Linked DNA regions of Homo sapiens: region 2 is linked to region 1. The links are chromatin contacts, found by Hi-C or POLR2A ChIA-PET in ENCODE. All regions are on one chromosome and are shown on one strand. The core of a region is the stretch at or near the end of the contact, and the rest is flanking DNA. Distances in the headings are between cores, read along the strand shown. Region 1 has its middle 170 kb from the start of LINC00710. Region 2 has its middle 120 kb from the start of LINC00710.

Region 1 (4,076 bases), core at 1,453-3,952:
CCCAGCACTTTGGGAGGCCAAGGCGGGCAGATCACGGCATCAAGAGATTGAGACCATCCTGGCAACATGGTGAAACCTTGTCTCTACTAAAAATACAAAAAAAAAGTAGCTGGGCGTGGTGGTACACACCTGTAGTCCCAGCTACTTGGGAGGCTGAGGCAGGAGAATTGCTTAAACCTGGGAGGCAGAGCTTGCAGTGAGCCAAGATCGTGCCACTGCACTCTAGCCTGGTGGCAGAGCAAGACTCCTTCCCAAAAAAAAAAAATAAATAAAGAACTGAAGGTCATGACCTCCAACTTGCTGACTTTGAGTCAACTGGGGTTTTATTTCTGAGGTTTAGATGGCTCCAGATATTCAACTAAACACATTTCAACCCATCTCACTGAAATGGGAGAGTTCCCTGAACCCCCTTGCAGGATGAGCAACAGGGATATGCCTCATTTATTCTGGTGCTGTGTGCTTAAACTCCTTACAGGCTGGGGAGCACACAGATGGGCAGGTGTAGGAGCTGGGATGAGCACCCCTGGGTTCCAGCCCCATGGCAGCATCTAGGGGTGGGTGTCCATGACTCCCAAAGCCCCAGTCAGCGTGTTACAGTGCTAGCCTTGTTGTCCATGAACAGCTTAAGTGTTAACCAGCTCAGTGCCCTCTTGATACCCAAGTCCTTGTCCAGCATCCAGGAAGAATCAGGTCACACACAGACTTGAAAGATGAATGTAAGGTTTTATTGAGTGGTGGAGCTGGCTCTTGGTGAGATGGATGGGGAGCTGGAAGGGGGATGGAGTGGGAAAATGATCTTTCTCCGCAGTGTGGCCGTCTAGCAGCTAATCTCCTCTCTGACCATCCCCAACCAAAGTCTTGTCAATGTTCAGTCACTCCTTCTCTTCTCTTTGCCACTCCATTCTTCTGTTCTTCTGCTCTTCTCTTTGTCTCTCCCTGTGGAGCCAGCAGTTTGGGGTTTATGTGGGTACAGGATAGGGAGGTGTGATGGGGCAAAAGGCAACTTTTGGGCACAAAAACAGGAATACCTGTTCCCATTTAGGGCCACAGGATTTCTGTTTTGAGGGTGGGGCCCTTGCTGGGTAACTGCCTTCTCCTACCTAGTATGTCCCTGTCTCCTGTCCATATCATCACCTGTACAGGTGGCTGATAGAGTTTGCAAACTGCCTTCCACATGGCCTCACCTCTACAACCAGACTTCACATAGGTAGGCTTGGATCCATGAATATCTACAACCAAAGTGTTCAGTTACAATAGAAAACACTACAGTTGAAAGTGCTTAATTATATAGTTTTACCTTTTTCAAGTCAAGTTCCATTAAATTTGCATTATGAAAGATTACTGTCAAATATAAGATGAATATGCATAAAATTCCATATGCATTTCACTCAAGTTTGAGTTACAGCCAATCCTCACCTTGATTCTTCATGGTGATCAATCAGGGATCCATGTAATGCAGTGGCACCGAACCCACCCTTTACATCAGCATCACCTGGAAGTTTTAAATAATACTGACACCTGGGTGCCAGCTTCTGAGATTCTATCTCAATATCATCTGGAGTGTGCCATGGACATTGGGATTTTAAAAGTTCCCAGCCCAGACAGAATTATGATATGATCTAGCAATCACACTACTGGCTATATATCCAAAGGAAATAAAATCAATATGTTGAAGAGATATCTGCTCTCCCATGTTCATTTCAGCTCAATTCACAATAGCCAAGATACGGAGTCAACCTCAGTGTCAAACAACAGATAAATGGATTTTTAAAATGTGATATATATATACAGGAAATACTATTTAACCTTAAAAAAAGAAGGAGATCCTGTTATTTGTGACAACATGGATGAACCTGGAGGACATTATGTTAAGTGAAGTAAGCCAGGCACAGAAAAACAAACACTGCATGGTCTCCCTTATATGTGGAATCCACAAAAAAATATCTCTTAGAAGCAGAGAGTAGAAGAAGGGTGGTTACTAGAGCATGGGAGGGATGGGGGAAGAAATTGGAGAGAAGTTGGTCAAAGGATACAAAACTTCAGTTAGGAGAAAGAAGTTCAAGAGGTCCATTGCACAACATGGTGACTATATAGTAAATGTATTCAATGTATTTTACACTTGAAAATTGCTGAGAGTGTAGAATTTAAGTGTTCTCACCACAAAAGAATGCAAAGTATGTGAGGTATTAGATATGCTAATGGGCTTGATTTAGCCATTCCACAATGCATACATATATCAAAATGTCAGGTTGTATATCATAAATATATATCATTTTTATTTGTCAATTAGAAAAAAACTAATTTAAAAAAAATGTTTTCTGCAAGTGGAACCTCCAAAATTGGAAAAATAAATAAATAAAACAAAAGGTCTAGGCCAAGGTGGAAAATCTCTGGTAAAGCACTGGCTCCGGGGTCAGCCACACAGGAGCTGGAATTGCTCACAATTGCGCCACTGTCTACCGGCAGGGCTACTTTGGCTATGTTTTCATTTCCTCAGTGACACAGGGACAATACATGCCTCATCGTGCTTCTGTAGCATTACATGAGATAATGCCCATGTTAAGGGTTATCATGAAGAGAAATCTCCTTTGGACTCACTATACCTATAGATTTCTGGTCTTGGGTATTTACAAGAGGGAATAAAAAATGACCCTGGACTACCACATCAGGAAGGCACCCAATAAGCCAACCATAATACAGATCAGGATGATGAGAAATCTTGCGTCACACCTTGTGATCCATTTGAAAAAAAAAAAAAAATTCCTAGAAAGGGTTAATTCTTTTAAAAGGAAGTTATAAACCACAAACCCTTGAAATAGTTCTATATTTCTCAATCTGCTATTACAAGTTTGCTGCAATCTGTGATTCAACTCAAAGAATGGAAATCAAGTGAGAAAATAAACAGCCTCACCTTATTTGCAGGAGGTCACAGGGAAGTAGAGAGGGGGATGAAGAAATACATTTCCATCCTGAGGTGGTCTGCCATCTCACTTGAAGAGGTGCTACAGGAATAAGAAGTGTTCTAGAATTAAGCAAAGTGAAAATCTGAAAGACAGTGAATTTAACCATTCTCTACCTCCTGCCTCTACAGGAAATATTTACCATCTACTCCTTTTGATCTTTATTTGCCTATAAGGATTATGTTATTAAAACACACACACGTAGACACACACACACACACACACAGGAGTGCAGGGAAGGAAAAGCTACAGGGCAGCTGGTCATATCCCTGTTTTCATAGTGAACTCATCTCAGAAAATTATTTTCAGTTTTCAAGTGAATGATTTGAGATACCCACTTCATGGACAATCTCAGACAAAAATTATGTGGCGTGTGTTAGAACTTTAATATGTGTTAAATATTCAGTTATAAAAAGTTCCTCCCTTGCATTTGTAATTATAAAGTGACATATTCATTGAAACATTGTCAACCAGAAATCAGAATTCTCACTTTTTAATGCTTCAGTGGGAAGAAAGCCCTTAAGGTTTGATGTCACACACACACACACACACAAATTCTTATTTAAATGTTATATCAAGCCTTTTTTTGCAAATGAATTATAATGGTTTCTAGTCCAGTAATGCTGGCCTAATAGCTAGGATACAGTTGTTTTTATGCTATCAACAATTTTCATTTTTGCTTTTCATTTAATACTTTTAAAAACAGAACATACTTAGAGTAAAACAGAGAAATTAGAAAAAAACAACAGCTGGTTAAAAGTGAACTCAAGCTTTTTCTCTCCGGTTTCCCAATTTTCATAAAACGCAAACTTTATAAACAGGAGAGAAATGGTCAAACAAGCTTGTTTCTCAGGAAGCCTTAGCTTTTAAACAGAAGACACCCGAAGGCAGAGGTATATAAAGATTATTGTTCATATACAGCAGTGATTCTGTAATTAATTCGTTTGAGCTTTGTGAAAAGTATTCTTTGTCCCTACGTAAAGTCAGGGCTCTGTAGTTTTTCCCAGTTATTTTATCATTACCCTCAATCAGCTGAGCTTGCTACATTCTTTTTTCCTAGATCGAGTACTGCACTGGTTGGCTGCATTCTATATTCCCCTTTCTTTTTTTAATCCC
Region 2 (4,179 bases), core at 537-3,036, 45 kb after region 1:
ATCTGAGACTCATGATCTATTATGTATCTAGACTTCAGAGAAGGGTCTTTCCAGGGATGACTTCCTGTAAATTTATGAATTTGAGATTTTGATCAATTCAATCAATTTGTGCCATAATTTTATGGAATTTGGACTTAAATATCTTTATTCCTTCCCAGATGTTATTCCAAGGGAATTGATCTGTCACATTTGTAGGCACAGCAGGCTTTGGGACATAAGGTGCTAGGTTTTTTTCTGAGTGCCTTTCTAGTAAAAGCTTTAGCATGTTCTTCTGCCTCTAGGACTCAAGCCAGCCAACATCCCCAGAGATAAGAAGCAAAACAGAGAGGATGGGGTGACTGGGACACACACAGTGGCCTGGCTGAACTGAGATGGTGACTCTCAGCTCGTCCAGAGGTTGACTTCTGTGTTACGTGGTGCATATGTTCTAATGGAGCTTCTCAATGTTTCAGGCAGTTTGCAAATTTTTGGAACTGATGTCATCTCATTTTTAACACACAACTACCTTTTCCAAAATCCAGGCAGTAGCAACCTGTAACCCCCCTGGCCAAGTTCTCTTCCCCCACCAACCCCACCACCACCATTTCTTCAATCCTCTATGATATTTACCTCTTTGCCTGCCTGGCATGAGTGTATCCGTGTAGAAAAGTTAAACTATAGGCAGTCATGGGTCAAGAGGCAGCAATTTCTGTTGAAAAGTTGTATAAGACTCCTCTTTTGAAAATGCCTGGCTGATGTACTGTAATGAAAGTTTCCCCACTTAGATATCTATAAGCAATTGTTTAGGCTGTGAAAAGATTTCCAAACGGCAATACAAACTGTGAGCTATTGAATGCCATGGAGTTCCTTTAAAAAAAAAAAAAAAAAAGCCGACAGAAGGATACTGTAGAATTACAGTAATAATTCAAACAGTATTTATAGCAGACTGTTAGAATCTGAGTTGCAATGTAATCATAGCTATTTTATAGCAAGTCTTTACCTTAATACCAGTCTATTTCCTAAAAGCTTAAAAAATATAACATAGTTCGTATAATATGTCACCCATAATGAAGCCAAGTTTGATTCGTCATTTTGTGTTACTCTTCCTTAGGTCCTTGGAGGATTTAAAAATAATAATAATAACTTACAATTCACTCCCTTCTTTTCTTTTAACAAAACTTCCTACTGCTTACCCTGTGAGAAAGACTAAGGAAAGAAAATGAAAGGGCTGTGGGAAAGAAGTCAGTCAAAAACAAGCCCACAAAACTCAAGGGGCTGTATTTCTTTTATTTTTTTTTTCTTTTACATAGAAAGCATTCGCGTAAAGAAAATAAGAGATTTATAATTCCCATAATTTGGCTAGAAGAAGCACACAACTGCATACTTCCTGTGTGTTAGTCATTTTTGGTTGCCTAGCTGCAAAACACAAATATATTACAAAACTGTGTTTTTATCACAGTGGTACACATCTGTCAATGAATCCACTCTCCTGACTTTTTGTCCAATGCGTTAAAAACAATAGATGACACCATATCAAATTCCTAGTTTCTGATTACTTCAGCCTTGCTTAACTCTGCATTTGATCTTCAAACTAGCTTAAATGTTGGGTTTGTGTGAGGCTGGAGGAGAGAGAATTGCCTAAATTAAACCAAAAAGTGCTGGAAATGGGCAATGGTGGAATCCTAGAACTTTTTATTTTCTTCCTGAAGCCTGTAGAACAAAGAAAGGAGTCCTCTTACATTCTGAAGTGAATTGGATTTCCAATTGCGCACTTCAAGTACGTTAGCATTAAATAACCACGAGTCACCCAGTGTTGACTTCGGATGGTGTCATGAGTGTTCTGAGACACTTGAAGGTGACCCCAGATTCCCTGGTGTTTACTCCCTCAGGGTTGGCTGAAGGTCGTGACTCACACTGAGGGCAGTCAGGACACTTCTGGAACAAGGTTTCCGAAGCCACGCTGCCCTTCCTACATCAGGCAGTTGGCACAGACTGTTGTGTGTCAACTTCCTGTGAAGGCCCTCAGCCTAAAGAGGTGAGCCAATAAATCCTCAAGGAACGTGTTGAGAACAGGGATGAGAATGTGATGGCAAGATCGATGTTTCTGGACTTGTCCCTAGGGATATGAGACAGCCATCATTCCACTATGGACAAGGGGGCCCCTGACATCAACTTGCAGCCTGATCTCCACCTGGTCAAGCTGTTCCCAAATCAATGTTCCCCTAAGGGAGACCAGTACAATGCCTGGAACATGGTAGGCATTTAAATAAATATTTGCTATGGCTGGGCAAGGTGGCTCATGCCTATAAACCCAGCACTTTGGGAGGCCAAGATGGCTGGATCACTTGAGGTCAGGAGTTCGAGACCAGCCTGACCAACATGGTGAAACCCTGTCTCTACTAAAAATACAAAAATTAGCCAGGTGTGGTGGCATGCTCTTGTAATCCCAGCTACTCAGGAGGCTGAGGCACGAGAATCACTTGGACCCGGGAGGCGGAGGTTGCAGTGAACCAAGATTGCACCAGTGCACTCCAGCCTGGGTGACAGAGCGAGACTCCATCTTGAAAAAATAAATAAGGCCGGGCGCGGTGGCTCACACCTGTAATTTCAGCACTTTGAGAGGCCAAAGCAGGCGGATTGCCTGAGCTCAGGAGTTCGAGACTATCCTGGCCAACGTGGTAAAACCCTGTATCTACTAAAAATACAAAAATTAGCCGGGAGTGGTGGCAAGTGCCTGTAGTCCCAGCCAGTCAGGAGGCTGAGGCAGGAGAATCACTTGGACCCAGGAGGCGGAGGTTCCAGTGAGCCAAGATCATGCCGCTGCACTCCAGCCTGGGCAACAGAGCGAGACTCCATCTAAAAAAAAAAAATAAAAATAAATAAATAAATAAGTAAAGATTTGCCAAGAGAAGAACAATTTGGAGAACTTTGTGGAAATGGTCTGAACACAAATATTCTAGAGCTACTCACGGGTAGATTTCAATATACCCAGGGCCTTTCCAAAGATCCCAGATATAGAGACAAGTAGGATCACCCGTAGCACAAGAATCATTTTTAAAAGCCAGGAAATAGCCCAGGTTCTTCTGCATTTCATGCTGGACCTCAACTTCTGGACAAATGCCATGTTTATAGTAGCACAAAGGAGAGAATAACCCTTTCGAAGAGTGATGATAGCTTTGTGAAGGGTGTGCAGGTGAGTCGGTTCAATAAAACATTGATGATCAAATCAATTGACTAAATAGTCCATGATTCAGGGCGGAAATCCCATACCGGATCCATTTACAGGACCTTTTCCCTAGGGTCCTTAGTGGTAGTCTCAAAGTTGCTTCTCCCTTCCCCAGTGTCTTGTTTTTAAAATGGAAATACTTGCATAAATAACCCCTGAGAACATGCATTCATTACACTGGAATCGGAGGGGAGAGAAGATAAAATGCAAAATTGGCCTATCACCACAAACAGTAAAGAATAAGATGCTTCTGTTATGAAAACTGGCTTTCTCAGATATCCAAGAATCACCTTAGGACAGCGTTTTAGAGCTCTGAATGCCAGGTGTACTCACCGACAATTTTTGAAGTTTTTGAGCCTCCTACAGACACAGAAAACTCTGTGTGTGTGTGTGTGTGTGTGTGTGTGTGTGTGTGTGTATTTTTAAAGTCAGCTCTGTGAAGAAAAAAATTTAGCAAAAAGAAAGATGTCATTTCTTACCTTTCATACTTTTGAGGATTCATTCTCATGCATAAAACTTTTGTGATAACGCCTTGTGTTTACGGCTTATCTTCTCTCCAAAGAGCTTTAAGCCCTGTTAGCATTATGGCACATAGCCCATTCTCATCAACCTGGTTAATGTAAACGAAGCAATAGCAGATTCAGTTCAAAACCACAGATAATGTTCAAAGGCACCTATGCTTGATTTGGGAATGTACCTGGTATTTTTCCTTACCAACTGTGTTCATTAAACTGATGCTGAAGGTGAACTCCTTTTCCGTAGCACACAGCAACTGGCAGTACAGAGAAGCTGTCCAATATCTCCTTGGGTCAGGGTGAGGCCAGGCCAAGAGTAAGACCTTGCTGTAAATCAGTTAGAAAGTAGATAATTAGGGGCAGGCAGCATTATCTCATTTATTCCCACACTATGCCTTGAAACTAGGTAGGAATATAATCAAGGATTGTGAATCGTGATGATGCGAACAGTGCGTGCAC

What was found. A loop is a pair of places that touch in the nucleus more often than their neighbours do. ChIA-PET counts read pairs that join two places held with the same protein, here RNA polymerase II (POLR2A). Pooled maps may share reads with other maps.
Region 2: a loop to region 1 is called in a map of endothelial cell of umbilical vein, with 10 times the contacts of the local background. The contact joins two enhancer-like sites. A Hi-C loop is called at or near these places in 10 of 168 maps with a recorded cell type or tissue (IMR-90, MCF 10A, aorta and 6 more) and 8 of 50 pooled maps. POLR2A ChIA-PET finds 5 or more read pairs at or near these places in 4 of 52 experiments (AG04450, BJ, PC-9 and 1 more).

What each region holds. Positions count from the first base shown.
Region 1 is chr10:10,783,734-10,787,809 of GRCh38, forward strand. It overlaps a transcript of CELF2 not described here and the pseudogene SFTA1P. Among named protein-coding and RNA genes, the nearest start is that of LINC00710, 170 kb to the right of the region's middle. Within about 2 kb of position 2,703, at least 4 of the 41 ENCODE cell types and tissues checked have a DNase peak (open chromatin) inside an H3K27ac peak, as active enhancers do; they include PC-9, endothelial cell of umbilical vein and mammary epithelial cell, where a contact is called at or near this core.
Region 2 is chr10:10,829,430-10,833,608 of GRCh38, forward strand. It overlaps a transcript of CELF2 not described here. Among named protein-coding and RNA genes, the nearest start is that of LINC00710, 120 kb to the right of the region's middle. RefSeq lists an enhancer at 1,296-2,495. Within about 2 kb of position 1,787, at least 13 of the 41 ENCODE cell types and tissues checked have a DNase peak (open chromatin) inside an H3K27ac peak, as active enhancers do; they include PC-9, endothelial cell of umbilical vein and mammary epithelial cell, where a contact is called at or near this core.